Linked DNA regions of Homo sapiens: region 1 is linked to region 2. The links are chromatin loops, found by intact Hi-C in ENCODE. Cell type or tissue: B cell. All regions are shown on one strand. Links, peaks and the distances in the headings refer to the core of each region. The heading gives the core; the rest is flanking DNA.

Region 1 (16,996 bases), core at 3,068-11,067, 1.7 Mb before region 2:
TCATTTGCTCACGTATTCACTCATCATTTGTTCATGAATTCATTCGATGACTAGTTACTAGCACCTATTTCATGCAGGCCCTGAGCCAGGTCCTGGAGATACAGCAGGGAACAAAACAGAGCAACTCTGGCCCCAGACAGTTTATATTTTCTGAAAGGAGACCAACAACAATATGTAAGGTAAAATTTTAGAGTGGCAATTAGTCTATTAAAAAAGTAATAGGTATAGGGGACAGTGTTAGGGGTGCAGTTTTAATTTGATTGGAGAAGGCTATGCTAAGAAATAATGGGTTTAATTCAAGTTAGTTGTTAAAATTATTATAATTGTTGCTGGGCACAGTGGCTTCCACCTGTAATCCCAGCATTCTGGGAGGCTGAGGCGGGCAGATCACTTGAAGCCAGGAGTTCGAGACCAGCCTGGACAACATGGTGAAACCTTGTCTCTATGAAAAATGCAAAAAAATTAGCCAGGTGTGGTGGTGCATGCCTATAATCCCAGCTACTTGGGAAGCTGAGGCAGGAGAATCCGTTGAACCTGGGAGGCAGAGAATGCTGTGAGCTGAGATCGTGCAACTGCACTCCAGCCTGGGTGACAAAGCAGTACTTTGTCTCAAGAAAAAATTATTATAATAGTAATATATTCTATATTCATATATCGTATTTGCAAGTCTTTGTGAGTAAACTAATGACTGTGATATAATTATAATAGCAAGCACAGAAGATCATTAAACACACATGTACAATGGCCACGCTTAGCTTTCCTCTCTGAAAAGAATTTAACATCCTAGAATTGTTCTGTGGGTCCCTATTATTAAACACTTAGTTTACATAAAATTTTATAGCAGATCTTGTATAAAAGTTATAATAATATTATGGTGAAAACTAGCCTGAATTTACCAGGCAAATGAAGAAAATAGATCTAATTCTTCAAAATAAATGCTTTCTGTAGTGTGGAGTGTCCATTTTGCAGTTCCTTGACTTGGCAAAGTTACTTGCTCCTGGTCTGAAGCTTCCTTTGAAGCAGTTATTACATCTGGAGAAAACAGGCCCCTGTACCTGGGGTCAGGACATAGTGAAAGGTATTTTATTACTCTTCAGAAAATAGAATCTTTATTCAGATTCCTTTTATTCTCTTGGCCCCACTAGTTCTTCCCTTTATTTCTTACCTTTTAGTTTATTTTCTTTCTACCTTTTCCTTTCTTCTTTACTTTCTTCTCTCAGATTCCTCCTCTTCTTCCTCTCTTCCTTCCTTCTTTTTGGTAGCTCTCTTCTCAGTGCAAGCTATGTAAAGAATAGGAAGCATTTTACCGTCAAGTGAGAACATTTCAGACTACACAGAATGAGAATCTTCATAGTCGATAGGCTCCCTTCACTCAGGAGAGCTTGAATCATCTGAAAGCTTTGCCCAAATCTCCAGTAAGAGGAGGGGTGCCATGCAGCAGCTGTGTGTCTCCAAGAATTCAACCTCTCTGAATCTCAGTTTCCTCAACAACCGCAATTACACATTCTGGTGGAAGTTTGTTTTATCTATTAGAAATACTAGATGAAAGTGCTTGGCCCTTTGGCATTGCAATGCGGCAACTGCTGAGTGATGTCAATGCATGAAATTTGAAAGGATGGTGATCGATTCATTACATGTTCCAATAAAAATATTAATGAGTTATTTTTAAAAAGTGCTTGGCATTCTATAGGCACTAATGAGTTATTGTTTCCGCACTTGGAGGTGTTCTCTGCAGTTTTCTCTTCGAGCCCAATCCTTCCTTTCTGTCCTCTCAGATGTGTCTGTTCTTCTTCTCAGTCTAATATAAGCTTTTCCTCAGTTTCTTTGGGTTACCACAGCAGCAGGTCCTTTCTCTCTGATTCTAAAGATCTTTGCCTAGGTCTGTGCATGCATGAGCTGATCACTGTCTTTCTCAGTTAGTTGTTGGCAATGCCAGGGCAGGAACCAGGGCTCCTTGACTATGGGTGTGCGGCTTTTCCTTCATGACACCATATGGCCTCTGAGAGCTGGCATTTGATTTTCATTTAATTGAAATTCTCGTAGAAGATCATCAACAATACTATTAGCAGGAACCAGCTTTTTAAATGGTCAGAATAATCCTTGTCTGTTTTTGGAGATGTTGTCTTGCTCCTAGAACAGCTGTGAGTGTGTGAACTCATCAGTGATGTGGACACTGCCCAAATAGTAATCAGCAAAGAAATCTTATAAAATTACCAACAGATTACTGCTTCAGCCTGCCAGCACTTTCAGTGCCAGCCAGCCTGTTTTTGTTTTTCTTTGTTTGTTTTCCACTGCAATAGGTTGCAATTTAGAGTAAGTCTTTGTGGACTATGAATGAAAATAGAGTTTCACACTCAATTGATAAGCTTTGACAAATGAAAAAACACATACATGGTATATTTGGGACAATAAACAGGAACCTAGAAAACTAGGGATTCATCTCTCCCTTTCCTTTACCTTAATAATATGAGACAAATGTAATAAAACTCTGTCCTACCCCCATCATAATGCTGTACATGTAAGGAATGCCAAAGAAGTATATGATATTTCTTGCCCTTCATGGTGGATAAATGTCAGAAATTGTATCACAATGACCATGGTACAAATAATTCACCAGGACAGAAAAGAAAAAGAGGTTAAAAGTTTCTATTTGCATATATTTCAATGCATTTTGAAGTCCAAAGGATACAAGTTACATAACATATAAGTTAGATGCATTTCCGCAAATGCAAAAATAAATATCTTAGTGCTACCTCTGCTTGCTGTTGCTCACATTCTCAATTTTCCCCAGTGTCTCCTTCAGCTATCGCTCAATGACTTCTCTAAGTTACATTTTATAGATTCCTCAAAGAATCGTTGCTTCTGTGAGGTTACCTAAACCAGGATCCCATAAAATTAAGACAATGAGACAGGAACTGCTGAGAGCACCGCAGGTGGCAGAGCAGCTCTCAAATCACCAGAGGTTGATGCCACCAAATGGCTCCAGGCCTGAGCTTCTTCCACGTGCTCCTACCTACTTTCTACCTCAAGGGAACTGTTCATTTTTTAAAAAAACAGGTTTACTGCTATTGCTATCCAAACAGCTATGCACTATTTTTTCTACTCTATTCTATGTCCTTCCTCTGGATGCATTTTGAAATTCTGTTTTGAAAGCATTTAGATATTTGGAGAGCATAAAGTTTTTAAGATTTAAATCAGTTTTGTCTTCACTAGTGATTATTTCCTTTTATTTTTAATTGACATAATAATTGTACATACTTATGGGGTACCATGTGATATTTTGACACACCTACACACTGTGTAGGGATCGAATCAGGGTAAATAGCAAATTCATCACCTCAAAACTTTATTTCTTTGTGTTGGGAGCATTCAAAATCCACTCTTGTAGGTTTTGAATATAAATTATTCACAAAAATTGAAAGTAAATTTTTGTTAGTTATAGTCATTCTATAGTGCCATAGAACACTAAGATTTATTCCTCCTATCTAGCAGTAACTTAGTATTTGCTAATCAACCTCTGGCTAGCTCCCTACCACCCCACCCCTAACACACACAACTTTCCCAGCCTCTAGGAGCCACTATTCTACTCTCTACTTCCATGAGGTCAACTTTTTTGCCTTCCATAAATGAGTGAGAACATGCAGTATTTGTCTCTCTATGCCTGGATTATTTCACTTAATATAATATCCTCCAAGGTTCTCATTTTAACCAGACAACATGTCCTGGTATAGAATGTGAATTTAGATTTAGCAGGTCAACTTTTATTTCAACACTGTGGAGTTTGGAAAGCACCCAAGAAGTCAACAAGAAATCAAACATTTTAAGAAGCCTGGGGCAAGTGCATTTAAGTCCATTTTCCCATCTATCACCAGGGCACTGGGCGAGGCCACACAGGCTCTGTCCTGCACAACTTCAAGGAACATGCAAAGAGGCAGCCTGTGTATAACATGACGAAGGATGGACAAATTAACTGATCTTCAAATCCCTTTGAACTGAAATTAAATCATTCTGACAATGGATACTCCAGTATTTCTCTGTATCTTCTTCACATTTGCTTTTTAAAATGTCATTTTTTAACATATATTGTTTTAATAACTGTTCTGGATTAAATTTGGTTTAGAAATAATTTTCAGTTTGTTTGTGTGCTGCTTTATGTAATAAAATGAGATAGTAAATATTTAAAATGTTAATGAGTTTTAAAACATTATAAACCTCAGGAAAATCAAAATCTAGTAACTCATCTGTCAGGCCATAGGCACGGTGATTTAAATTGAGATCACTAACAAATGTAAATGGATTATTAGATGTCAAATACTTTTACTTTCCATTGTAATTCAAATTGAATGTGGGTAAGGCTTAAACATCACCATAAACACTATTTGCTCTAGAGTGAACCTCCTTATAAGAATTACTGGTCTTGGAACTCAACCAAGGGAACTTAGTTACTGAATTGCTATCAGGAGACCCAGGGTGAAGTGATTCTCCCTGTTAAGTGACTCTAATAGTGGTAGAATCCAGCTCTTTTGTTTTAGGCAGTAGTATATTTATGTCAAATCATTATACTTCATATCCAAAAAAGATGCAGGGAAGCTTCCAAGTTTACTAATGCCATCTTGACTGACATTGAGTAAGTTCTCCTTTCTTTGCAATTTTCAGCTCAATAGTATCTTACAGCGCAATGTGCCAGGAAGTCTACCAACTTGAAACTAAGCCTTTCCTGCTATAAATTAAACGTGTTTCCTCCTTGGTACAAACCAAATGCTTAATTATCTCTCTCCTCTTTCACAATCCCTTCATAGAGGCCAGGGCTCTTTGATCTTGCTATTTTTTTCCACCTCTAGAAATGGGCATTATTTTAAAACTTCCACCAGTTTTATGGTTCATCTGGAGTCTACACCAACTTAAAAACTGGGCAGAGTATTCACGTTGATGTCTGAGTGTTTACTATGTGCCAGGATTAATGTTCACAATATCGTGTGATACATATATTATTACCTCATGAATCCTCACAGCAATCTTAAGAGGTAGTTCTGTTATCCTCCTTTTACAGGTGAGGAACTTGAGGCAGAGAGAGGCTAGGTAAATTGCCCAAGGTCACGTTGCGCAAATTCCCCAAAGCAGAATGTGTGCTCATAACCATTGCTCTGCACTCCTTGTCCGTTACTTTAAGCTTGCTGGTTTGGTTACCCAATTCCTAAACACTGATGACCAACATATACTAAATTGCCTCTGGAACATTATTCTGGTAAGTAGTATTATTGAAGTCTAAAAGCAGGTTTACCCATGAAACACATTCAAGTAATCTGAGAATTTATGCTCTAGGCCTGGCGTAGCAGCTCACATCTGTAATCCCAACAATTTGGGAGGCTAAGGCGGGAAGATCACTTGTGCCTAGGAGTTTGAGACCATCTGGGGAACACAGCAACACCTCATCTATACCAGAAAAAACAAAGAAAGCCAGGAATGGGGGTGTGCACCTGTAATCCCAGTTACTTGGCAGGCTGAGGTGGTAGGACTGCTTCAGCTTGGGAGGTCGAGGCTGCAGTTATCCACGATCGTGCCACTGCCCTCCAAACTGGGTGACAGAGCAAGCAGAGACTCTGTCTGAAAAAAAAAAAATGAAAGAAAGAGAAAGAGAGACAAAGAAACAAAGAAAGAAAGAAAGTAAGTTATGCTCTAAACACATCTCCTCATCCAGCACAATCTCCTCCCAGACCACTCCCACCCAGTTTTGTGGATTTCTTTTTTCAAATGATGATTTTGATATTCCACCCCTTTTTCATGTTGAAAATATGGTATATATACACCAAGGAATACTATATGGCCATAAAAAAGAAGGAGTTTGTATCCTTTTGCAGAGACAGAGATGGAGCTAAAGGCCATTATTCACAGCAAACTAATGCAGGAACAGAAAACCAAATACCACATATTCTCACTTATAAGTGGGAGCTAAATGATGAGAACACATGGACACACAGAGGGCAACAAGACACATGGGCCTTTGAAAGGGTGGAGAGAGGGAGGAGGAAAAGGATCAGGAAAAATAACTAATGGGTACTATGCTTAATACCTGGGTGATGAAATAATCTCAACAACAAAACCCCCAGGATACAAGTTTACCTATGTAACAAAGCTGCACTTGTACCCCAGAAGTTAAAAGTTAAAAAAAAAGAAAACATTGAATTCTACTTTAACTATCAGATATTGTCTGTGCAGCATTTAAAAATGTACTAAAGCAGCCAAGCCAAGTGGGAGATAAAAATAATAATAATAAAGGTAAAAAAATGTAATGTACTAAAAATATGGAGATTATATAGAGATTATATAGAAAACCATAGAAAATTTAGAGTAGCATTGGTAACTGAAAAGTAAAATAACAATCAATAAAATGATAAATATAAAAATAATATATTATTCTGAATTGTTCATAAGATAGACTAAAAAGATTTCCTAAGGAACAATTTTCTACACATTATACTCAGCCACTGCATAGTATAAATGTGTGTTTTCAGATAATTGGGACAAACCTAATAACTTTGAGATAATAGAAATCAAAACAAACTGAAATCCTAGTTTGAAGGCTAAGACTATAATTTCAGTAAGTCTAAATTTAGTGCTTAATCCACTAAGGAGTGTCCTTGGCAGTGAAATTGAGATACAGTACACACCAGTGACCTCTTCGTGTCACTGGTGAGCTTTCCTTGGCTCCCTTCTACCTATCTCTTCAACGGGTTCCCACTCCAGTGCTATCGGTGTGCTTGCAAAGGCAAGAGCTAAAGAGAACAGGTTTTTTAAAAAAATTTTAAATCACAGCTAATCTTTTCCCAAGACAAACAGTATTCAGTGTGAAAAGAAAGCTCCTGGTTAATTTATGTCGCTTAGAAAACTGAAACAGATAAAGGAATATCCTTTAAAAATCACCACCTGACTGTAATATAATCAGGAACTGGGTAAATTCAACAATAGAAGGAAGTCAAATAGACTGACCTTTCCCAAGTTGTTTTAAAACTGACATGTGAGTGGAAGTTACTGGTGTGGTTTTGTTGTCGCTTCTTGTTTTCCTAAGGAATTTGGAATCTGAGCAGGGAAGTCGCCTGTTCTTTAAACTAGCAGTAGAACAAGAAAGAATACACCCATCCTTCTGGGGGATAAAAAAATTAAGTTATTCTAGCTGGAATGCACCTCCCCAAAAGAGATAGATAAAATCACCAACCAAGAATTTAAACAAGAAGTATTATTTATCTCTTACTGTTGGCCCATACTGTCCTAAATATTGGTAGTGATGAAGGGAACAATTGTGCAAAAGGAGTATTGAAACACAGGAGTTCATAAATGGTCTCTTCTCTCAAGAAGTTTACAGTCTAACTCAAAATTGTTGTATTTTAAGCATGTTTGGAAGTATTTAATTTTTTGCCTCATTGTTATTTGTCATTCTAAAAGTTACTGCTATAATGGCTACAGAAACTGTGGTTCCTGAGTTTTCTGACATAGAACCAATATATTGTTATATGTTACATATTATTTTGTCTTTTCATATAAATACATCAACAAATTACCAAAATGTAGGGGCTATTGCTAAGCCATCTGCTTTAATTTGGGTTTATAAAATATGATCACTAGAACTATGCCCCAGGTTTTTAAGGGTGCCTATCCAATTTATATTTTTCAGTCAAAAAGTAATGTCTCCAAATAAAACAGCATCAATAGCTTTCCAACAGCCAGTATTAGAAGCAGAACTCCATGGTCAGTCATTCTAGTCTAGGTTGTATCTTCACCCAGAATTGTTTCATGTTTGAAATCTTCAACTTCAAACCAATAATCAAATTATTTTCTGTTCATCTAACTTCACTACCTCCTCTCCCATTACCATCTCTGAGTCTGTATGGGTGCTGCTGAGTTTCCATTGTCTCCTGTTTCTTCTGGGTTTCCATGCAGGACTGCATGGTCAATGGCTTTTAACATCTCTCACATCAGTGTCCTTTCACATTCCTTCATCCTCCTCCCACACCTGTGCTGTTCATCCTCAACCCTGTGTCAGTTCACGATCTGTTTCCTCTGTAACTGAGTAGGCAGACAAAAATCTCATCGCTGTGTTGATGACAGTGTGGCAAATTCATGTATTTTTTGACCTGGCTATTCTACTTGTTCTTACTTTTTAAATTCATTTCCTATGGAAATGCTGTTAACCTTTTTCATTCTCTTCAAGTCTTCCTCTTTATTCTCAAAAAATCATATTTCAGAGATAACTTTGCCTCTTCTTTCACATAAAAAATAGAGGCTACATGCAATGGCTCATGCCTATAATTTTAGCACTTTGGGAGGCTGAGGCAGGTGGATCACCTGAGGTCAGGAGTTCAAGACCAGCCTGGCCAACATGGTGAAACCCCATCTATACTAAAAATACAAAAATTAGCCTGGGGTGGTGGCACTCTCCTGTAGTCCCAGTTACTCAGGAGGCTGAGGCAGGAGAATTGCTTGAACCTGGGAGGCAGAGGTTGTAGTGAGCTGAGATCACACCACTGTACTCCAGCCTGGGCGACACAGCAAGACTCTCTCTCAAAGAAAAAAAAAAGAAAAGAAAAAAAAGAAAACCATCAGGTTCGATCCTTTTCAGTCTTCTTACTGCAACTTGCCAATATTTATAGGTCATCATTTCACTCTTCAAGACCTAGCTCAAAAGCCATCCCTTTGTTGTGGCCACCCTGGATCATTCTCTTCCTCTGTCAGTCACATTGTGAATATAATCACTATCAAAATGATAGATATTTTAGGAATGTATTTCAAATTTCCTGCTTTCTACCAAATATCTCTTAATTTTTAGTTCAGGAAATGTAGCCTATAATACTTGTTATAATTTTTAGAGTTTAACTTTTAAAATAAGGTAATACATTCATATTATTCAAACTTCACCAGGCACAAAGATAAATTAGTGACCATTCTTACACTCTTGTGCTTAACTACACAGTTTCTTGTGTATTTTCTAAAGATATTAATGTAATATGTAAGTAATTAATCTTGCATCTTCCCCTGTGCCCATACTTTTTGCATACATACATAGTATATTATATTATGTACGTATCACTATACTGTACTGATATACACCCATCACTTAACAATAGGTACTAGAAATGATTCCAAATCCATACATAAAGTATTACCTCTTTCTATTTTATAGATACATAGTATAGATTAGAGACTGCCACAAATTCCTGGCCACTTCTCTAATTAAGAGGTAGAGTCCACTTTTCTCCCGTTGTATCTGGGCTGGCTCTGAAACTTATTTTTCTCTATAGAATGAGGTAGCAGTGATGCTGTATAATTTCTGAGATCTACAGCTTTTGAGATCTTAAGATATCTACAACTTTATGTCCTGAGAAAACTCTCTGTTGGAAGCTAGCCACCATGCTGGAAGAAGCCCAAGCTATGAAGAGAGGCCACATGGAAGAAAGCTAATGCTAAAACCCTCCAGTTCAACAATCCATGCTGATTTCCCGTCCAACAGCCAGCACCAACTAACAGGCATGTGAGGGAGCCATCTTGGATATTCCAGCTGATTTAACTCTCCAGATGACCCTGTGATGACCCTAGTGGACATCACACAGAACAGAACTTCTCAACTAAGCCCAGTCACCCATGGAATTGTGAGAGAAAATAAATAATTGTTATTGTTTTAAGCCACTATGTTTTGGGTAGTTTGTGACTATCAATAGATAACCAAAACACATAGTAATCCGTCATGTGGGTATATGTTGTTTTATTTGACCCAACCTCTACTGATGGACATTCAGGTTGTTTCTCCTCTTTTGCTATTATAAACAATGTTGTAATTAATAATGATGTAAATATGTCACTTTTCATGTGTGATTGTATCTGTGGGATGAGTTCCTAAAATTAGAATTTCCGGATATAAGAGAATATGCACTTACAGTTTTGATAGATATTACAAAATGGTTATCTGGGAGATTTCACTAACCTACACACTTCCAGCAGTAATATATGAAGTCACTATTCTCCTACACCTTGACTAATACTATGTTATTAAACTTTCTGATTTTTGCTAATCTAATTGGTAGAAAATGGTATAATTTTAATTTGTATTTCCATTTTTAAAATAACATTGATCATATTTTAATATATTTAAGAGCCATTTGTATTTTCTTTTTTCTAAATAGTCTATGTTCTTTGCTTGGGTTCTACTGGGATGTTGGTTTTTTAAAAAATTGATTTATAAAAACTCTTTAGGGAGTTTAATCATTGATTTATGAGTGGCAAACATTTTTTCTCAGTTTGTCATTTTTCTTTTGGCTTTACTTAGAGTATTATTTGCCATGCATAACTTTTTACTTTTATGTTGTCAAATTTATCAAAATTTTAACTACTTTGATAGTTAGAAATTCTGCCTTGGATTCTTCTAACACTTTTTCTTCACATTTAAATTTTGTTGTATCTTTTAACACTTAAATCTTCTCTGAGATATGAATTTCCTTTTTTAGGTCATTTTCTGTTATATTTAATTATGTTTAAAATCTTGCCTATTGCCTGTGTGCTTCTCAAGGGCAGGAAACCTGTCTTTTTCATGGCTGTGTCCTGAAAACCTAGCACAATGGATCATATATAAAACACTCTCAGTAAGTATTGATACCATATGAAATAAACTTTAGGCCTGCACTGGGTTCCAAAGATAAAGGCACTCTTTCTGACATCATCTGGGAGGAATTTGTTGACCACGAACAAAGAAGCTACATTTTGAACAAGCATGTTTGAAACTCTAGAACTTAAGGCTCAGCAATACAGAAATATTTTTGAGTCTTTTTTCTCCAGCTATATTTACTGTCTACCATGTGTGACTTCTCTCTCTTCTGATGCTAATTAATTAATACCCCACACGCCAAACCCTTATTTACCACCCTGCACACACAGATCTCCATTAGAAGTCTGGAATGTTGATGGTTGGGTAGGTATTTTAACCTAGCTTAACCTCTATCACAATAATTAATTTTAATTGCTTTTCACCTTGGTTACGTGATCCCCCAACTCCATGGAAATGATATAACCTTGTAAAAAATAAAAAATAATAATAAAAATCTTGACATGAGCTTCTTAAAGAAACAGACGTGAGATTTGACTTTAGCATTCAGTAACCAAAGGTATAAGATACCCAAAACAAAGGAAATGTGGTGCTTTCACTGCTTGTTTTTAGTGCTGCCACTTCTCTCCCAAGGAATGTCGCTGCCTTAAACTCTGTTCTGTGGCAGATACTTCCTGCCCCTATACATCACCTTCAGATGTACTATATGATCAAGATCTTTACCATCTGGCCACTCCTCTAGCTCTAGTGTTCCAAATGGCTTACATTTTTAATGGTTCTTTGTGATCTCCCTGATATAGAAATACAGGTATGCAAGGACATGTGCACTCATAAAGAGTCTATCTTCCTTCTTTGCATTCCTGTGTGCTTTAGCCAGAAGAGATGTTTTAGGATGGTGGTACAGTGAGAAATTTATGAAACAAGGGCCACTGGGCCACCAAGATGACTATTTATGGTTAAGTGGAATCCAAAAGGATGATATGGGGTATCTCTTTCTTTACAAGTAGTAGCCACTGCCATTGAACAAATATTTAAATAATACAAACAATTGTTAATAATTATTTAGCTCCTCTTAAATGAGTCACGTGTCCCCTTTCCATGTATAAAAACCGTATTTATACTTTGTGTTTCCCTTGTGCTACTCAAAAGATCACAATAAAAACATTCTCTTGAAAAATTTACTTAGTTTATTTCACTGACTTAAAAAAAATTTTTTTTTACTGCATTTTATGCTAGATTCACACATTTCACATGGTGGTTGAACATATAAGGAAAGATATATTTTTACCACGGCTTGATAACATTTCTTCAAGATGCTATCCTCACAACAGATTATATTTATTCAGAAAATTTGAAGTGATCTATTTGAAATTACCTCTAGTAGTTTGTTAAAATGTAACAGATCCATTTATAGACTTTTAAAAGATGGAATTTTTATAAAGGTACAGTTGTTTGTTTGTTTTTTAGACAAAGTCTTGTTCTGTCACCAGGCTGGAGTGCAATGGCACGATCTTGGCTCACTGTAATCTCCACCTCCTGGGTTCAAGCGATTCTCCTGCTTCAGCCTTCCGAGTAGCTGGGATTACAGGCGTGTGCCACCACACCCAGCTAATTTTTGTAAAGATGGGATTTCACCATGTTGGCCAGGATGGTCTTGATCTCCTGACCCATTGATCCACCCACCTCAGCCTCTCAAAGTGCTGGGATTACAGGCGTGAGCCAACACGCCTGGCCAAAGGTACAGTTATATGTGAGTTATACAATAGATTCCCAATAGGGTAAGACCCTGGGGGAGTAACATCACTAGAATCCGATGTGTCCATCTCAAATAGTTTTTTACTGAATTGATTATGTCTCAATAATATTTTGGAATCTTGATAAAAACTTACTTGGCTAAAGTATACCATTAATATAAATAAACAATATAAATATAATATAAATAATATAAATAAACAATGGTATTTACCATATTACCTTTACCATGTGTATTTGTATCCAAAACACACTCATTTATACCATATCAAGGCATAGCAACTCCAGTTTGTTTGAAGAACATTACTTGATAAACAGCAACGAAGACAGAAGAGTTGATGGAAATTCTGATATTACTACCACCTCCTTTCCCTACTATTGCCCTTGTAAAACACAGAAATAGTTTGTTCATGTGACCAAATTGAAGTCTTCTTTCACTCAGGAATATAGAATATCCAACATGCGTTGTGGTGCTTTAAAGATGGTCAAAATTCTTTGACATTATCTCATCAAGAGGTGGTGTCAATGTCCTTCTTTCCCAGAATCTGGGTGGGCTCAGAGACTGCTTTGACCAATAAAGCATAGTGGAAGTAAAACTGTGCCAGTGTCTCGGGCTCAGGCTGAAAGAGACTGGCAGCTTTCACTTCCTGTCTTTTGAAAGTCTCTTGAACTTCGGACCTGGGGGAAGCCAGCTGCCGAGTGAGAAGTCTGACTATCCGGAGATGGCGGTGAGTATAGAGAATTTCTGCTAGGTCTCCTGTGTTTCAGCCATCCCAGCCCAGGCACCACGACACATTATCAAAGGACTATCTTGGACCTTCTCATCCCAGCAAACATCCAATGGAGAAGAATGAAGACTCCAGGCATATGATCCCACTCTAGCCATCCCAGGAGCCCCCAGCTATCCAAACAACTACAGCTGTGGCCAAAAACATCGTGTATCAGGGACAAACTCTCTGCTTATGGCTGCTCTAATCCTTGACCTACAGAATCATGAAATTTGTGGATACGGTCATGATCTTGATTTTGGCGATGGTTTCACAGGTGTGTACCTATGTATGCTTATCAAAGTGTGCACTTTAAAATGTGCAGTTTATTATATGTCAATTATATATAAAGCTGTTCAAAAATTTAAAAATAATTGTTGTTTTATACGACTGAGTTTTCAGGTGGTTTGTAATATGACAATAGATAACCTGAACATGCACTTCCTATGTTTTATGTTTATTTCTTCCTGATATTTATTAAAATAAAAATATTATTAAAATACAAACTTGGCATATAAAACTTTACTAGGTATATTAAGTACTTTTTTTACAAAATTCAATTTGTTTTTATTAAATGTCTATAATCTAGACTATAGATTATACAGTCTAGATTATAATCTAATCTATTATATAGATATAATAGATTAAATGAGTTGGCTTTAAAAAATCACATTATGGATTATTATTGATAATATTAGTATTGTTTTTTACTGAAGTGAATTTCTTACCAGAACAGATTCTAGGCATTTGCACATTCACTCTTAAGTTTCTAGATCCAAGTCCATTCCCTAGAACATATTAGATATTCAATAGGTGTTTGGTAAAAATATAAATGAAATATGGAATAAAATCTAAACCTTTTCTTTTGTTTTAATATCTTTATCTAGTATATCTTAGTTTAAATGTATTGCAAATGATTTCAGGACACCAGTGTCTACCTGAGCTAGATTGCTCTCAAGTTTTAGTTTAATATTCAACCAAAAACGCACATTATAAAACAATGTACCTTCTTTTACAAAAAGTTTGCATGTGATGGAGCCAGGTCCCTTTGAGTCCAGCACCTAAGTGTCTAATCACTAATTCATCCTCGTGACCCCAACAGGAAATAGCATGACCTCAAGTCTAACTGACAGGAATGAGACCTACAGAAGAACAAAAAAGGAAGAAAAGTTAATAATCTTTTTTCTGTCCATTTTCTTCTTTATTGTAGGTCAGATGTACGTGATGGTTACCATTATAACTACATACTATGAAAGATTAATCAGTGGAAAAAAACAAGTTAAAGACACACAAAAAACTTCAGAGAATCAACTTCTGGTCAAAAAAGCCCTCCTTTAGCCAACTCTAAACCTCATTCAACCAATATTCTCTATAGTCTTAGAAAGCATTCAGAAGACATAATATTTTTTAAGGACTTCAAGCAGCAAATGGCAGAAGTGACAAGAATTGAAAATAGAGGAAAATTTTGTTTTGTTTAAAGAATTCTAATTTTAATAATGGGAAGTATGCATCCATATTTATGCCAGATTCATATATATGAAATATATATATATATATATATATATATATTTCATGTAAATGTACTTTTGCTAATGAAATAGGAATTCAGGACAATAAGAAGGTCTAGAGGAAGCACCCTTTATGAGTAATTGGTTTCAATGTTCGTATTCTTGATCTAAACAATAAAAAATCAAAACTGCATTTTCTCAATGAATATGTTTTTCTCTGTTTTAAGTCTCAAGAAGTTATGGTAGAAATGCTTTACAGAAAATATTTTTCAAGCCCGGCATGGTGGCTCATGCCTGTAATCCCAGCACTTTGGGAGACTGAGGCAGGCAGATCACTTGAGGTCAGGAGTTCAAGACCAGCCTTTCCAACATGGTGAGAACTTGTCTCTACTAAAAATAAAAAAAAAAATTAGCCTGGCATGGTGATGCACACCTGTAATCCCAGCTACTTGGGAGGCCGAGGCACGAGAATCACTTGAACCCAGGAGGTGGAGGTTGCAGTGGGCTGAGATGGCACCACTGCACTACAGCCTGGGTGACAGAGCAAGTAAGACTCTGTCTCAAGGAAAAAAAAATCTTTTTCATATGATAATACTACAGCTAGAAAGCTAGAATTCTTTCTTACTGATTGTTATATTAAGTCCTTCCTGTTCACTAAACATTACTAAGCATGAAAAAAATCTTTGTGCTGTGGTAAGAATGCTGAAAAATGTATAATTCAAATCCAGATATATGAATAACAACTTCTCACTATAGTTTGGAAAATAAACTAGTATTGGTATATTTTTTGTTTGTTTTAAATAAACTCATCACTGGAGTTCTAGTAAATTTTGCTTCTAGACCATGTGAAAATTTTAAATTAGAAGCTATATAGCAACTAATTTTTTAAATTAACATAAAAATTCTCATTTAAAATGTTCTGAAAATTTTTAAACATATGCAGTTGCTGTAATTTAATACATTCCTCTGTCTTCTACTGTCACTTAATACATTTCTCTGTCTTTTCTGTATCCCTTGTTTCCCGGCAGTAACTCATGCTTTCAAAATATCAGGAAGCAAATGAGAAAAGGAAAAAAAGACATTCATTGTATATGGTAAGCCAAGTAATGAACTAGCTAGATAGTACCTCAGACACTGGAGGAAAATGGCATTGTTAACATAATTGTTTTTCCAGTTAATAATTAATATTGTATAATCTGACCTTAATCTATAGGCTTCTTTTTCATTATAATCTCACCAGAAGTCCTTAATTCTATTCAAATGTTACCTATTTTAGATGATCTATTGCCTCATCCAATGGCTCCCAGTTTCTCAAATACACTAAAATAAATAGCTCTAGTTGGTGATTTACTTAGAAAGAAATGTTACCCCGTGGTCACTTAAATCTAACATCCTCAAAAATTCTTTTTTTATATAAAGCTGTGAAGTAATCCTGCCAAAGGACACTTTGGGCTCCGCAGTGAGTATATTTTTTCCTTAAAAATTGCCAATTTCTTGATCTATATTCTATGATAAAAGTTTTAATATTTTGCTAAGTTAATTAGTATTGCCTATTGACCAACATGTTCTATTTAGTGTACTGCTTCACCAAGTGCCAACATATACGTCTCCAGTGACTGCTGATGGCTGAGTCTCCTTATGTTAGTAAATTTCTAAACATTTTTCTTAGTACATGGAGTAACGTGTTATGTTGATCAATGTTTGATGACACTTAAATGTAACTACAATGCAGTAATTCGAAGGTAAGAAAAAGTTGCCATGACTCTCATTTCTTTGAAATTGTGTACAATGAAAGGCTTCTCAGCATGATACCCCAACTAAAATTTAGGCGTATGACAGCACTTATAAGTAAATCCATTTTATTTGAGTAAATATTGAGTTTCATTTACCTTTTAGCAAATTCCGAAGTAGCATCTCCATAAATTTAAACTGATTTTACTTATTGAGTCCTATTACTAACTTTAAAAGACAATCTACTTTGGATCATTTTGAGCATCACATATTGCTTACGTAAAATAAGTTTAAATCTGAGTCAATAATGATACTAAGCAAACAAATAAAATCATTGGTCACTGTATTAAGTCTGTTTTCATGCTGTTGATAAAGACATACCCATGACTGGGCAATTTACAAAAGAAATGTTTAATTGGACTTACAGTTCCACGTGTGGCTGGGGAAGCCTCACAATCATGGTGGAAGGCGAAAGGCACATCTCACATGATAGCAGACAAGGGAAAAGAGCTTGTGCTGGGGAACTCCTTTTTTAAAACCATCAGATCTCGTGACACTTATCTACTATCAGCACGGGAAAGACCTTCCCCCATGATTCAATTACCTTCCACCAGTCCCTCACATAATATATGAGAATTCAAGATGAGATT
Region 2 (16,996 bases), core at 5,567-13,566:
ATTGCTTTCCTCTAAGAGTACAGGAAGGCTGAGATTGAGTATGTCTTACTCTTATGTGACTTTGAGGGGAGAGTGGGAGAGCAGGAAATATTGTACTCCTGTGGCATGCCTCTATAAGGAATTCTTTCACTGAAACAGATTTCCACTTGAAAAGATTCAAGGAGTAAGGAGTTTTAAATAAAAAAAATGCAACATATATGTTCTGCAGAAGTCACAATAAAAGTAAACATGTCTACAAAAAAGCAATGTGCATAGAGGCATAACACTGAGAATGACAGCAGAAAGGAAGGAGCACTGTGTCTAGTCAGGCTAAAGAGAGAGAAGGCGGACAGCAGAAATAATGTTGGCAAAATCAAAGCCTGAAAGGTTGACATCCTGATTCTCAAAACATTTACTAAATTTGTGTTTAAACTATAAAGATGCAGGTCACTCTTGGAAGAGAAGCTAATTTTAGAAGCAATAAAGCATGATCTTGCTGAAAGATTTAATAAATCTGCATTTTGTGGAACATTAAACAGATGAAATGTAATAAATAGATCTCCCATGAACCTGGTTTTTATGATTATTCTGTAAAGACAGTTAAGAAGTGGGGGGAAATGCACAATTCTATTCCAGTTAATTGCTAGCATAGATGGTAAGAGAATTCCTCTTTAAATATTACAAATTAGTTCCCACCCAGAAACTCAGTGGAAATTGAACAGTCTGATGAGATTGGGCTTTTGTTTTTGCTTTTTCCAAAAGGCATTACAGAAAATCATCAGTAGATGAATAATGGGCTCCCACGTCTTCTAAATTCATGTAAAAATGTTCCTGATTCCTTGCAGCACATTATTCTTATTGCACTCATAGCTGTCATTTGGAGGTTTGGAGTCTGTCTTGCCAAGGGTCAAGCGCAGTGGGAGCCAAGAATCGCTCCTGGGCCTCCTCACTCACTCCTTGCTAAGCTGCTCCTCCCTCACACCTGGCAATGATCAACCCCCGAGTTAAATTAAACTGGAGTATCAGTCTGCAAGGAAGGGATGGCTTTCAATTTCCAGTTGAATGATGAGCTCGTGGTCATTTAGTATCTTGTGAAACTTACCAGGACATTTTTGGACTAAAGCAATTGCACTGTCATGTCAGAATCCCAAAGAGTTGGGAGAGAAATCCTAGAAAACTTAGATTCAATTTTGCCCAGGGTCACCTTTGAAAATCTCATTGGGCTGGAGCTTAATCGGATGAAGGGCGTAATCTCTGTATCGTAGATTCTACACAGTCTGAAGGAAGAATGTAATTAATTCCCATTGATGAATTATACACTGATAGCTAGTGTTTCTAGAAACCAGGAAAATATTGCCATATTTTAAGCATTAAGAAGTGCATTTCTCGTCTCTTGTTTTTGTTTCCCACAGTGTGCAACTGCGGGGGAGGCCCATGTGACAGTGTAACCGGAGAATGCTTGGAAGAAGGTTTTGAACCCCCTACAGGCATGGACTGCCCAACCATAAGTAAAAATAACAGTACATGATTGACTAACCCCACTTTCTCTAATGTGCTGCAGGTGTGGGATTAAGAAAAGCTATGCAATATCACTCTCTAGAAACTGCTGAGTCCCACCCCTGGACTTAACCCTTTCTGCACCTCAGCAAATGGAGCCTGCACCAAGTACTTGGTGGTCCACTTGATTCCCTAGGGCAAATGGGTGGTTTACATTTGCATAGCTCTATTTTATCCAGTCTTTACATTCAGAATCTTACCTAATGGCTAAAGGCAAAGTCAGAAACACAACTCCCAGTGACAGAGCTCTTTTCAGCTCCTTTTCCTATATCGTCTCTTCAGGTCCCTGAAAATACGACGTACAAACAATTTACAACACCTGGGGAAACTGAGATACCAAGAGATTTAAGTGGCTTCTCCCAAGTTACCTCAAATCTGAAGTGGGAGCAGAAGTAAATATTCAGGCTTTACAAAATGGAACTGCCTTTTATCTCTCCTGGTTTTCTCTGGCTCTCCTGTTAATTAAATCATGAGGAGTTACACTAGGAACAAAACTTTTGGTTTAAAAACTATTTTAATAGTAGGCATCCCCTCCCCCAAACAGATGTATCTTGGTCTCTCAGTCCCTCGGAGCAGACGAGATTAACCTTACCATTGGATTACATCTTAGAAGATGCCATAGGATGTGAGGCACAAGTAATGCCAAGTTTACACCCTGATTGAACAGGTGGCCCCTAGACAAGGCCAATTTAAGAACATCAAGATGCCTGCCTGGTCCTAAGCATCTCCCCCACCAAGCCTGAAGTACTGGCTGGGAATCATTCCCTTGAGAGAGCTTATAAGTAAAACCATGTTAAACTTCAAATAACAAATTAACATATTAACAACCATTAACACGCCAGTCTCCCTTTATCACGTCTCTAGAAGAGAGCACCATCTGAGGGAAAGAGATCGGGAACAGGCACGTTGCAAAAGGTGATCAAGGCAGTTCTGAAACACAGAGTGCCATCCTTGTGAGTGTGTCACAGGAGGGCCCTGGGTTCTGGAGGTGATGACAGTGGTCAGAGGAACTCAAATGTGAAAAGTGAGAAGTGATGAGGAACTGGGACCTGCCTCCCCATGTGCCCACGTTCAGCCTGAACTTTGGTACCCTCATCAGATGTCAGGAAGCGACTCTCGCAGCGATAACCTCAGACCTCCCGGTGCTGAAGTGTTCATCCTGCCAGGAAGTGGGGCTGTGAGGAGGAGCTGTGCCCTCCCTGGGGTGGGGAGAAGGCTGGTGCTAGCCCCTGAATACTGAGAAAAGCTAATAGGAGAGGAGGAGCGTCTAGCCAATAGCCATCTTCACTAGCTAATGCCAAGCAAGATACTAAAGCCTGACAAGAATAGAATTACAGCTCTTCATGAGACAAAAATAAAAATGGTATTAACCAAGGAAATAGAGATTTATGTTCTGCTAAAACGGCCTGCCTTTAGCATGCTTTTGACTTGTGATTCTGAAGAAATGTTTCACCTCCAGGCTGTGATAAGTGCGTCTGGGACCTGACTGATGACCTGCGGTTAGCAGCGCTCTCCATCGAGGAAGGCAAATCCGGGGTGCTGAGCGTATCCTCTGGGGCCGCCGCTCATAGGCACGTGAATGAAATCAACGCCACCATCTACCTCCTCAAAGTACGCAGGAATGTTCTACTTTCCACTCTGTTTTCATCCTGGCTTCACAGGCCCGCAGCTAGTAATTCCTTCTACCCCTTTTTGTATCTGAGTCTCATACCTGTATTACAGGTTGTTAGACCTGTAGGTCTAACATAGAAAACATAAGTAATTTCATAGGAAATTATGAAAAGTTGATTGTAACTATGAGCTTGGGCCAAAACAAGAACTACTGTCTACAAAAGAGGTTATATGGGAAATGAAATGACTAAAAGACTAGTATCTATGCCCAAAACTACTGAGGAAAGAGAAACACTTATTTCCTTGGCGCAGCCATACATTACTTGTTTAAGTCATTACCACAAAAGGTACTGCAAGGCTACCATTTCCTTAGCCTTAATTTGCAAGGTTTTGAGTTTGTCTAGAAGCATCCTTCTTCTTCTCTGTCTCTCCTCACCCCACCACCCACCCACCTTTCCTTCTTATTTACACACATTCTCTCTCATTTTCTCATACTCACAGTCAAACGCAGACATTCACACACACCTTGTTTCTCCTCATAGCTCTACTGGTTAATACCTAGTAAACAAGTTAAAAGCAGCCAACAGATTAAAAAACAAAAACAGTAATACAGTTGGCCCTCCATATCCACAGGTTCCACATCCTCAGATTCAACCAATCACAGATAGAAAATATATTTTATAAAAACAATAAAAAATAATGCAACAATTAAAAAAGAAAAATACAGTGTAACAACTATTTACACAGCATTGACATTGTGTTAGTATTATAAGTGGTATTATAAGTAATCTAGAGATGATTTAAAGTATTCTGGAGGATGTGCATACATTATCTGCAAATACTAGGCCATTTTGTATCAGGAACTGGAGCATCCCCACGGGGTCCTGGGACCAATCTCCCACAACTACCAAGGGATGACTATATAAAGGTCCTTGTATAGCTAAGATTTACAAGTTTTCTTTCCCACTAAATCATGGGCTTCTATCACAACAAAAGGATATTTTTAAAATAATAATCATTAGCTGAGGGAAAATGGAATTCAATACCAGCACATTGTTTTGCTTTGTTAGTCAATTTAGGAAAATGATTGAGAGCATGGACGTTGAAACTAGGTTGCTTGTATTCAAATCCCAGCTCTGACACCCACTAGCTGTGTGACCGTAGGTAAGTTATTTAACCTCTATAATTCCTCAGTTTCCTGAATAATTATTGCCTCTATCTCATGAGCTGTTGAGAGAATTCAGTGAATTGATATATGTACAGAAGTTAGAACAGTACCTGGCATACTAAGTACTCATTGCTTTTTGGAGGTGCAAATGATATCCATAGCAGTTGGCCAAATATGTAAAGTGTAAGCAAAAACAAAAATTGTATTGTAGCCTGGATAGAATCTTGGTGTGAATTTTATTCTAAACTTTGAAATTGTTCTTGTCCAAAATTACCTGTTGGAACACATGAAGACACTACCCCCCAGGGGAGTCACCCAGATCCAGGCCTCCTGAAACCACTCAGATTCTCTTTCCTCAAAGGCACAACTTCAAGACAGGAATCATTATGGCAGACAGGAAGTCAGTGTCAAGATTGAAGGGCTCACTCCCAAGTAATCTCAGTAAAGCCGCATTTAGACCCAACTCCTCGAAAATGAAAAAGGAGAAAGCCAGGGGTCTGAAATAAAGAGACTTGCATTAAAATGAGGAAAGTTAATTTCTATACTCCATTTACATCAATACTGATGGGTTGGTCAGTTCTTCCAGACCTAACAAAATTAAAATTCTAAAGCTCAGACACCCAGGGCCACCACCAGCCTATATTGTACCTTTGTACAAATTAGAAAAAGGAGCCCTTTCCCCATGGTCAACCCAGCCCCTGACCAGCATCCCTGGTCTAGTGAGTGGAGCTTGCAGAATTTTAGCCCCTAAGGGCCTCAGTCCCCTCTGCAGACCCCACCCTTCATATCAGGCTGCAGCAGCCTGCGGACCCCACTATTTTGAGAAAAGAGCCTCACACTCTACTCTGAGTCCTCTTACACTGAAAGAGTTTTATGTACATTTTTTAAAACCTGGTGTGCCCATTGACTATTCTCAAAACACATTCTTCTGCAGACAAAATTGTCAGAAAGAGAAAACCAATACGCCCTAAGAAAGATACAAATCAACAATGCTGAGAACACGATGAAAAGCCTTCTGTCTGACGTAGAGGAATTAGTTGAAAAGGTACGTATGTATGTATTCAGTTTCTGGGACAGCCTTCAAAGAAAGGATTTAGCTGATGTGAGGCTGGCTGGTCACAAACGACTGAGGCTTAACACAGCCCAGAAAAAATGCAGTGACCCATGTGCCTTAAAATAAATCAAGACCAGACCTGTGGAGAAAGTTAACATACTCAGTCTCTACCGTCTCCTCTCGTTTTGATTGTTTTTCTTGAAAAGCTATGTTTGTGGAGAATTTTCTGTGTATTTGCGGTGGGTTGATACGGTTGATTTGTTTAATTAGGATGGTCATTCAGGTGTTTGCCAAGGCATCTTATGACTAAGAGCTACAGAGCATCCAGAATTAAAATTTATTATATAGAATATAAAATTTAAATATTGGTTAAAGTATACATTAAATGATAAATGGAAAGAAAGGGAATTGTCCTGAGAAAGCAATTTCGCTCTTTGGCAGGGAAAAAACCACTTTCAACCATCACTTTATACCACAGACTAAAATAAATTAGCCCGTTTAAAGAGTTGAGTATAAATCTCAAATCCACAAGAAAATAGAACAAACTACTTATTAAATCTTCAAAGGGAATAACAGAACACTTAAATACAACATAAAGAATTTCAATAAAAAGATAGATTTGACAAGATAAAATTTCAAATATCCAATAAAACAACTAAATAAACAAAAAAGACAACTAGACAGAGAAAAATATTGAGAAAAATACAACTTGTAAAAGCTGTCAGGAATTAACAGGAAAAACATTAAAACATGAGCAGAGTCAATGTGAAAGGCTATTCAACGCACTCCGCAACAGCCTAATGGAAAAACATCCATCCATGTGCTATACTAATTTTACAAACTAAGTCACGAGGCACCATATTTAGCATATTAGAATGTTTAACACAGTTTTTTTTTTTTTTTCTAATGATATTCCACCAGTACTGGCCAGAGTACTTCAGAATTGCCGCTTTCCAAAACTGGTAGTTGACATTATAAACAATTCTCATGATCAACAAAAATTTTAAAAAAATAAAATAACAATAGTATTCTCTTTTGACCTTGGACCCCAAACCCTTTAAGAGATTATCATGAAAATTGTGTCCCTAGTTCCCGGCAATGGCACATATTAATCCAACCACTAGTGCTTGAAGAGCAGTGAAATCTCTTAAATAGTAAAGGAAATACCAAGAAATAAATATTTGTGGAAACTCATTGTTACTTCATGTTGGTATCAGATATGGTTGAAACTTGCTAAAACTATCTTAATTCTTTTTTCTTTTTTTTTTTTTTTTTTTGAGATGGAGTCTCGCTTTGTTGCCCAGGCTGGAGTGCAGTGGCGTGATCTCGGCTCACTGCAGCCTCCGCCTCCCGGGTTCCAGTGATTCTCCTGCCTCAGCCTCCTGGGTAGCTGGGATTACAGGCACACACCACCACGCCTGGCTAATTTTTGTATTTTTAGTAAAGACAGAGTTTCACCATGTTAGCCAGGCTGGTCTCAAACTCTTGACCTCAGGTGATCAGCTCACCTCAGCCTCCCAAAGTGCTAGGATTACAGGCATGAACCACCACGCCCAGCCTTAATTCTTTCTTGAGGAAAGAATTTTCAAGAAAACATCTGAGGAAATGTTTTCACCAAGATTAGCTCCTCCCACAGCCCAGGCAGAATTCCTGATCCTTTTGTTGTACAATTTCCCCACTTCTAATGTAAGCTAAATGCAGGCTTTCGTGGAGAGGAAATAATGTACGCTTGAAAGTTAACATCACAGTAGAAAAGGCTCCCGGACAAGAAGGGCAGACCACCAACACAGGAGGTTGATGATAAAGCTACTAGGAACTTTCACCCAGCTGTTTCCATCTATTTTTATTGAATATAATGTTCTGACCACAGTCCTGATGGTGCAAAAACCTGCTGAAACATTTCAAAACAAATGCCCAGGGCTGGTCTTAATGACTTTTTAAGCATTCTTCAAGCCCTTGCTCTAGAAAAGTCCATGACTGATTCTTAGATTTAAGGAAAGCTGTGTCTTAGAAAGCCTTCTATCAAGAAAGTAACTAATATTTGGCTTTAAATAGAGTAAAGGAGTTCATTGTGTATAAAAATCAGTAATATTGCCCCTTGAACTTGATAAGTAATACCACTTTTTGCAAATTACCTGCCACATGGATTTCATGTGACCCAAATCTCACAAGTTACATCCACCTAGCTACGGGTTTTGTCTGAACTTCCCTTTCTAAATTCTCCAGCCTTCTACTGGGAAGTCCTACAGCCCTTTCCCACCACTTATGTCTGGGATTCCCCTAAAGGATGCCCATCCATCTGTGTTCATAAATACCCAGTGCTCAAAAGATGCTCCCTTTGGTGCTGCTGATCTTGTCTGCAATGAAAATTCCAAAGATCGTGCCAAGATTCTACTTTTCCATGTTCCCAGAGCCACTGTGCTCAAGGTCAGAGTGTCACTGGGCTACAAGCAGAGGTGAGATGTGGCCCTCTCCCAATCTCAGTGCTGCCCCTCACCATCTGGATCTTGAAGGTCCACTGCAGAGCCCAGAGTTACAAAGCACAGTCTCCAAGGGCGGCTCAGGAGGTACTGCACCATCTCCTCCACTTCTACTCCTTGAACCACAGCAGAAGCTACCTGAATGACAACTCATGCAGAGAGACCCACAGGACTAAAAGGAAAGTAGGCTATCTCCAAGCATCAAAAGCATCTGAACCTCATCTCTGGTCCTGCCAAAAAGGCAGGAGAAAATTAAGTACAGTTGGCCCTCTGTATTCATAGATTCAATCATGGCTTAAAAATATTTGGAAAAATTCCACAAAGTTCCAAAACGCAAAATACAAATTTACCATATGCTGAGTATTACTTTGAATCCATATGAACGAAGTGATGTATAGGCATTGCATTAGGTATTAGAGGTAATTTAGATATAATATATATAGGGGGATGTGCATAGGTTATAGTATTGCAAATACTACACCATTCTATGTAAGAAACTTGAACAACCATGAATTTTGGTATCTGTGGGGTCCTGGAACCAATCTCCCATGGATGCTGAGGGATAACTGTTTACATTTCTATTCCAGAAGCATTATTGAACATCTGTATATAATATTTATTTATTTATTTATTTATTTATTTATTTATTTTCAGACAGAGTCTCGCTCTGTCATCTAGGCTGGTGTGCAGTGGCGCAATCTCGGCTCACTGCAACCTCTGCCTCCTGGGTTCAAGCAATTCTCCTGCCTCAGCCTCCTGAGTAGCTGGGATTACAGGCATGTGCCACCACGTCCGGCTACTTTTTGTATTTTTAGTAGAGATGGGGCTTCACCATGTTGGTCAGGTTGGTCTCAAATTCCTGACCTCGTGATCCACCCGCCTCGGCCTCCCAAAGTGCTGGAATTACAGGCGTGAGCCACCGCGCCCGGCCTGTGACAGTTAGTGTGCTAGGTGCTAGGTATCCTGAAATATAATAAGGCCCTGTTTTCAAGATGCTTCAGTCTAGCAGGGAAACAGATAAGTAAAAACATAATTATGATACAGCATTTAATAAGAGAAACATGGTACAGGCTAAACGGTAACTCTAAGGAAGAAATAGTGAAATATTTTGGCATGGGTACACTAGGAAAGGCTTCTCAGAGAAGGTGAGTATTGGCCTGTATATTGAGAATGAGTAGGAGTTTATCAGATACTCCCAAGCAAGGGGTAAGTACTATGAGAACAGATAGATGTGAAGCAGCGTGCTAAGTTCTTGGGACTGGAACTGTGGCCTTGTGGAAGATTCATTGTAAGGCAGAGAGAGGAGGAGATAATGCTGAAGAAGCTGTCAGAGGCCCAATTGTGAAGAACCTTCCCAAACACGCTCGTGAACATGGGGACTTCAGCCTGTGGACTCTGGAAGTCATTCAGGTATTTACCCAGAACAATGAGCTGATTAGATTTGCACTTTAGAAACGTCCCTCTGCAGTGTGGATGATAGACTAGCCAGTGAAGACTGACAATAGGGGCACTGCTTAGGAGACCGCCACAGTGGTCTAGAGAAGAGAGCAGTGGGTTGCTGTCTTGCCTTCATTTGAAAAGAATTTGCACAGAACAAGGATGAACTGAGACTGTGGTCATGGAAAAGAGGAAGAGAGGCCAGAGTGGCAGGTGGAATGAAACAGACTTGGTGACCAGTTGGAGGTGAGAAATGGCAAAGAGAGAAGCTCCATCCTGAGACGTGGATGACTAAGACTACGAACACGAATGGATTACTCTGGACATTTTAAAAGTGAAATATCTGTGATGGCACAGAGGGCAGATAGAGATGTGAATCTGCAATTCAGAGGGTAATCAGGGCTGGAAAGGAATTTAGGGTCATTAATGTTTAGGAGGTAGGCAGAAGTAGATATTACTGTACAAATTCTGAAGTAGCACACCAATATTCCTACTATTGGTTTGTCCAGGACTGTTGCTGTTTATGCTTGTGTCCCAGAATAATTACTAAAAGTTCTCCCTTTCATGTGCAAAAATGCCCCAGGTTGAACCATAAAATATATGATCACCCTAGATATTGGTTATCATCCTCACGTCATCTACCTTTTATGTACTATATTACCAAGACATCCTTGCCACTTTTATGTCAAATATGTACAAGAAGAATTTTCTGTTGAGATGAGCAAATGACTAATACATTTGTAATGTAAACCACCAACTAGTTTACAGTTACAAGGTAATTTTTTAATTTCAGCTTTTCTTAAACCGAGGCGCACCTGTTTTCCCACGTGCCTATATCATTATTTTCCTTCCACAGGCAAAGTTACAGGAAAAATAAACATTCATATAAGCCATCACTATAGGTTCAATTCAGTCATCTTACAATGTAAAGGAATAGATGTTCCTCTTTGCCACTGATCCAGTCATATATACAGTATATCAATAGCTATATATCTCTATCTACCTGTATCTTAGCGCCCTCTGGCGTTTGTCAAAAAGAAGAGGTTTTCTTATAGGCATGACATTTTTCAGCTGTCTCTCATCACTTCAACTGAAGTTTCCATATCAAAAAATAATAAGTTTAATGACATAGGAATAACAATAGAGCTTTACTCTGAAGTATCAAGCCAAAGTAAAAACTAGGGGTGTTGTGCTTTGCAAATATAACTTAAACTGGATCAAAGATCAACTCATTAAAAATTCTAAAATTTTAAATGCTTGTGTCCGTATTTTTTAAAAGCAGGGAGGAGTAATATTAAGATTTATTATAGTTTCTGCATATTTAATTTTAAAATGACCACAAATACTGTTTTTCTGGAAAGCACTGGAACAAGCCAAGAAGAAGACTGGAATTGCAGGAAGGAGTATAATGACTCAGAAGACAGTGTCCATTCAGAGAGCCCACAGTTTATGAAGGGACTGATGACCACATTGCCGCTGCACAGTGGGCTCTGTGACTACAGGAGCCTTGCTCTGTAGGGAGGGGATTACCCTTCTCCAATAAAAAGCCTCTGGGCATGTGTTTGTTATAATACCATTTCTGCATTCTCTTCCTTGACCATCTGAGAGGGCCACTTGCTTGGGTTATTCCTGGAGAGTGTAAAAACGTTCCCGGTAAAATCATGGCATAATCCTCTGGGTAGAATACTGGATGAAAGGAGAGAAGTTTAAAACAACCACTTCCCTATCCTCAGGAAACTCTGTATAATGGGTCTACCAGCGCTCTGTGTGGCAGATCACCCCACAGCTCCTTCACGTATTGTAGCAGTTTTTAAAGAGCTGAGCCAAAAAAGCAACAGACAAGGCAAGTGGGCATTCGACCAAATGCCAGACTAAAGAACTTCTCTTCCTCTTAAATATAACCCATAGATCAGTCCTTCAAATCCCAAAAGTAAGTACATGTCGCCCATGCTGTGCATACAGGGTGGTGTCCTAGCCTTGAATCATTTCTGTGCTCTTAGATCACATTCTGTCCTTCACCACGCACACAAAAACACACACATACACACAGACGCCCACACAAACCCTTTCTTCAGAGGCCACATTTGAGTTGGGCATTATTTTTGACAAATACTGTGTGAGATCTCTGAAACAGAATCTCCCAAGTTGAGAGAATGGAATCAGCTTCTCGGAGAAGAGCTCCATTCACGCTGAGCCAAATCTGCTTGAGCAGTTATTTGTACACAAGTGCCATCAATGTTGATGGGAATTTGGAATGAAGCACTGAAAACAGCATGTTAGGCCAGTGAGAATAATCCTTGAAATCTCTGTGGTAATTCAATTTCAGCAGTGGTTGGACCACCCAGGAGCCACTGGAAGCATGGTGCATTTCAAGGTCTGCCTATTTTTTCAACAATTTTCTCTTTGAAACTTTAAGCTCTTCAGTCAGCACAATGTCAAAATGATAAGCAGACATGGGCAATTTTCTAGTCCAGCAACTTGAGATACAGTAAAAATTTGAAGAATAAATTACATATGAAAGGCAGTTGGTTGGGACTGAACTGTGACTGATGATATAGGAATAGCACCAGATTTTATAGCATTCTGTCATTCTAAAACTGGCCATCAAGTGAAGTAACTTAGGAATGGAAAACCAAACATTGTATGTCCTAACTGATACGTGGGAGCTAAGCTATGAGGACGCAGAGGCATAAGAATGATACAATGGACTTTGGGGACTTGCAGGGAAGAGTGGAGTGGGGAGGGATAAAAGACTACAAATATGGTGCAGTGTATACTGCTCGGGTGATGGGTGCACCAAAGTCTAACAAATCACCACTAAAGAACTTACTCATGTAACCAAATACCACCTATACCCCAATAACTTACGGAAAAATTAAAAAATTTTTTAAAAGTAAAACTGGCCATCACATTACCTTTCATGCATTATTTTTGGGATGATTTCATGTGTTATAGAACTTTCACATGCCAGGAAGATTTACGTTTAGGAAATACATTATGCCCACCCACCCCTATCTGTGCTTATACAACATTCTTTTCTCATACATTTAATCTAGCCTTTATACGGATTATTTGTAGGAAAATCAAGCCTCCAGAAAAGGACAACTTGTTCAGAAGGAAAGCATGGACACCATTAACCACGCAAGTCAGCTGGTAGAGCAAGCCCATGATATGAGGGATAAAATCCAAGGTAAATATATTCTCTTCTGGTTCAGTTTAATATCAAGGAAACACTTATGTTATTAACATCAGTAGGCATAATGGCTACTGTTAAGTGTTTGCTGTGTGCCAGGAACTTGTTGGTACAGTATTATAGGTTTAAACTTGTATAAGGTCTTCATTTCAAGTTTGTTTATCTGGAATTTCTGAGCACTCATCCCTACTTACTATCTGTTGATGTTCAATAATCAATGTATAAAATCATTCCCTTTTTAGGCATTTCACAGAATAACCTTCTGACAGAGGAGATTGCATGCTGTGGTGTCTCTAAAATGCAAGAGTTGAGTAGGAGTCACAGATTTTTCTCAGTTATTTGCAGAGAAAACATTGCTTTTAGAATGCCAGTAAACTATCAGTTGACCCAAATCATCACAAGCTCTTTCTATGATGGGCTTTCCCAAAGGCCAATCAGGCAACATGCTTGGGCCCCAACCCAGAAGAAAAGGAAGGAGCGGGGCTGTGGGAGATTTCTTTGTCCTAAAGCATTGTGAATGATTGTACCTTCCCTCTTGGAGGTTTGCTTAATTTGTGCTCTCACTTGCAATACATGCAGGATAATCTTGAAGACTATTTTAATAGTGCACTAATAGTTGGCCTTCAATTTACCAGCAGAAAACAGCAGATTTCATCTGTTATAGGATAAAGAAGATTTCCTTGGGTGAGAGTTTGCTAAGATCCAGTATCTGCATTTCCATAGTTTTTATTATACTATATATTAAGGGCTGGATGACAACACCAAGTGCATCCCAGGGCACAGTAGCGATAAAGGGACCCACAGTGGAAGATTCATGTCTTTATACTGGGGCATATTGCATGCAAAGGGATACATAAAAGCAAGATTAATCATTTGTCATGTTTCCTTTGATGTCTATTATAAACAATAAAAGCAAATGACATGCAATCCAAACACTCCTCACTCACATACTCTCTCATGGCTCATATTTTTGAGTTTCCTGACAAAATATTCTTTTTCTATAGCATTTTAGAGTTACTATTGATTTGTTCAAAAAGTGAGATTGAACCTAGAAGATAACATGACCTTATCCAACTAAGAAATAAATGCCTCTTTAGGCAGCAAATGCCAGGACCCTAGTAAGCCATTCAGAGAAAATAATTCACCTTTGCTATTATAACCCATGTTTTGATTCAAAAGTGTTTCATTTGCAAAGGATCTGAACCCTCTTATTTGATCCTTTAAGCATGGGAAAAGATGAAAAAATGCAAAGGAAATGTAAATGGGAAACAATAACTTCTAACAGCTTTTAAATTTTTAAAATAATGTGTGAATCGTCTCCAAAAACCAAAGGCAAAAATACTATTGTCTGTATTTCCCTTTTCTAATCTATACTGCAAGTAGCTAAACTAAAACAGGCCAAAATTATAAATATAAGACTTGCACCAAAATGCCAGAGAATTCAGCATCACAAGTGCTAGAGCTGAGGAAAAAATATTTACATTTAGTTTATTTCGCAGGTTAATATTTTAGACTTTACTTGAGGAGTGGATGTTTAATCCCTTTATATAATTCTGGAATGCTGTAAGACACCAATTACATGTCATTCCTTATTCCCAACCATCTCTAAAATAACCGCTGGCGACCTTCAAGCTATTATCCACATAAAATACAACCCCTTATCCTGGTATGATTTATGTGACACCAATGTTTGTTTACCCATCTTGTCTGGTCAACCACATAGATCATAGTAAACCACAGACACGCAATTTCATTTATGCCAGCAAGATAAAATGCTTCCTCTTGGAGCTGCAGTAGAACAAGGTGACAATTACATACCTTCCTTCTCATCATATGTAGTAGGAATGAGGGATTCAAAGACGTATTTCAGTCTGCTAATATTTAGACAGGTCACCTAATCCCTTTGAGCCTCAGTGGTCCCTCCAGTTCTAAAATTCTCCACCTGACTTATGGAAGTGGGGTGAAAATGACCTAGAGTAGTCACGCTCTAGAAGGCAAACAGCAACTGCCAAAAAATAACTATCAATGAGCAAAAGCTCACATCATATTATAACAAACCCTCATTTTGTATTTAGCCTGTGAAATAATTTGAAAGACTCATTTGGACAGCTATCAATATGCTCTCATTTGGGCTTAAAGCTTTGATCAAATCTTTGTCTAAAATACAATTAATAACTCCACACATTAATAATCTCACCCATGACAGGAGTGATCTCTGAGCATTTTCTCCAAGTTAAGTATGTTATATAAAAGGCTGATCAAAGACTGTAGATTTGGATGCCTTGAATATCAAGTTACAATATTTAACGCTAAATATTAGCATTCTCAAATCACTGTGGAAACCAGATGAGGATGAGAGCAGAGCAGGCTTTGCATTAGCCAGTTCCCATTCTGAAGACCCCGCATGGGAAGCAGAGAAGAGTGGTTTCCTCGTGTCTTTCTCCTTCGTGGAATAGATGATGAGCTTCCATGCTCGCTGGGATTCACAGCATGAACACTAGCACGCTGCTTTTGAATGAGTCTCTCTTTCCATTTCAGGATCAGCCCTGCCCTTTGCCCACAGCCCTTGCTCCCTTGCATTTCTAGTGCCTGGTCATCTCTCCCTGCTGCCTTGTTTCACCATGTTCTTCCTTTCAGAGATCAACAACAAGATGCTCTATTATGGGGAAGAGCATGAACTTAGCCCCAAGGAAATCTCTGAGAAGCTGGTGTTGGCCCAGAAGATGCTTGAAGAGATTAGAAGCCGTCAACCATTTTTCACCCAACGGGAGCTCGTGGATGAGGAGGCAGATGAGGCTTACGAACGTAGGTGTATTCCTCTCATAGCTGACCCAGCACATGTTTGCCCTCTTTGTGGGTCCAATAGCAGACATTAAACCTAGGGCAACATATAATCAAAGCAACCAATTTCCAGTGTTCAGAACTATTTAGAATCTACATGTGGCCACAGGGAATCATTCAGGACAACTTGACTTTATAACCAAGATTTTTAGATTCAGGCCCAATTCTGAGCCCCTGAGAAACAACTGAGATGCCACAAGGAATCTATAGCAGTTGGTGAAAAACGTATAAAACAGTAGAAGGAAGACTAAAGGAAACCAATTCCCAGAACTACATTTAAAGAAATTTTATTGAGAAGGCAGGAATGCTACAAGGCCAGAAACATTCATGTTGTGAAGACCATGAATGACTTTAATATCTTTTAGCCTCCAGTGGAAATTTAACATTTCCTTCAGCAATGAGTGTAGGCACCAAATCACAGTAGTATTATTGAATCTATCACTTGATCACTGTATCAGTTATCAATTGCTATTATAACAAGGCCCAGGCCGGGCGTGGTGGCTCATGCCTGTAATCCCAGCACTTTGGGAGGCCAAGGTGGGTGGATCACAAGGTCAGGAGTTCGAGACCAGCCTGGCCAGTGTGGTGAAACCCCATCTCTACTAAAAATACAAAAAATAGCTGGGCGTGGTGGCATGTGCCTGTAGTCCCAGCTACTAGGGAGGCTGAGGCAGGAGAATCGCTTGAACCTGGGAGGCGGAGGTTGCAGTGAGCCAAGATTGCACACTGCACTCCAGCCTGGTGACAGAGTGAGACTCTGTCCCAAAACAAAACAAAACAAAAACCACCCCAAATGTATTCATTTAAAACAATAACCATTTATTGCTCATGCTTTCATGGGTTGGCAATTCAGGCTGGATTCAACCTGGACAGCTCATCTCTGCTCCATGTGACATATATTGGTTGAGCTCACTCAGATGTCTGGGGCTGGCCGGGAAGGCTGGGCCTCTCCCTCCATGTGGGGTCTTAACTCAACAAGGCTAGTCCAGGTTGTTCACATAACGGCAGCTTTAAGAGAGCAAGAATGAAAAGCACACGGTCTCTTAAGCCTAGGCTTGGAGCTCAGCAATGTCATATCCATTTTACTGATCAAGACCAGCCCAGACTCAAGGAGTAGAGAGATAGACTCCACTCTTGATTGGAAGAGCTGCAAACAATTGGTTTAATCTACACAATCAATGGAAGAAATCACAGATTTGCATATTATATTTTAGCTGCTGCTGATATCTCATGACACTATTTAAATTCACCAATAACTCAAAATTATGGTAACTATTAGATCCACCTTTAGATCTTGTTAGTTAAGGGATTAGTAAAGAAGCATATACATTATTATATTACATTTGGTTTTTAAATATATTAGTCTCCTTTTAATTTCTATATATTTTATTGTATGCATTTTAGAACACACTCTAAGAAGCAGTCTGAAGGCTTCATTAGATTACAAAGGGACTAATGACACAAAAAGGGATAAAGGGCAGTAGGTCGTTTTCCTACAACTGTCACTATCAACTTCTGCTAACAATTATTGTGGATACTGTAGAAAGACATTACTGACATACAGGTTTATTATGGTGGCAAATATGTAAAGTCTTAGAAACAGTAAGAACCAAAGAAGAATCTCAGGCCCCAGTTCTGAGTCAGACTCAGAAAGGCTAGAGCTCAGATGTCAGTCA

What was found. Peaks named below come from ENCODE experiments on the same cell type or tissue, not always from the same donor. Only the 100,000 strongest peaks of a DNase experiment are listed, where the experiment ranks them.
Region 1: it touches region 2 in a loop (21-fold over the local background); 3 of 110 quality-filtered maps call a loop at or near these places.

The regions. Positions count from the first base shown.
Region 1 is chr6:113,869,382-113,886,377 of GRCh38, reverse strand. LOC124901382 (a long non-coding RNA gene) reads right to left here and starts at 12,973. Exons shown (of 3, transcript XR_007059716.1): 1 at 12,555-12,973; 2 at 1,166-5,604; 3 at 592-1,055. MROCKI (MARCKS cis regulating lncRNA promoter of cytokines and inflammation) reads left to right here and starts at 13,031. Exons shown (of 3, transcript NR_038863.2): 1 at 13,031-13,384; 2 at 15,644-15,709; 3 at 16,035-16,996. In B cell, for the core only: a CTCF peak has its summit at 6,680; a DNase peak (open chromatin) is centred at 6,697.
Region 2 is chr6:112,173,601-112,190,596 of GRCh38, reverse strand. LAMA4 (laminin subunit alpha 4) reads left to right here. Exons shown (of 39, transcript NM_001105206.3): 7 at 1,392-1,487; 8 at 2,996-3,147; 9 at 5,250-5,360; 10 at 12,365-12,476; 11 at 15,117-15,284. Among named protein-coding and RNA genes, the nearest start is that of LAMA4-AS1, 54 kb to the left of the region's middle. In B cell, for the core only: CTCF peaks have their summits at 10,113 and 10,315 (motif pointing left); a DNase peak (open chromatin) is centred at 10,306.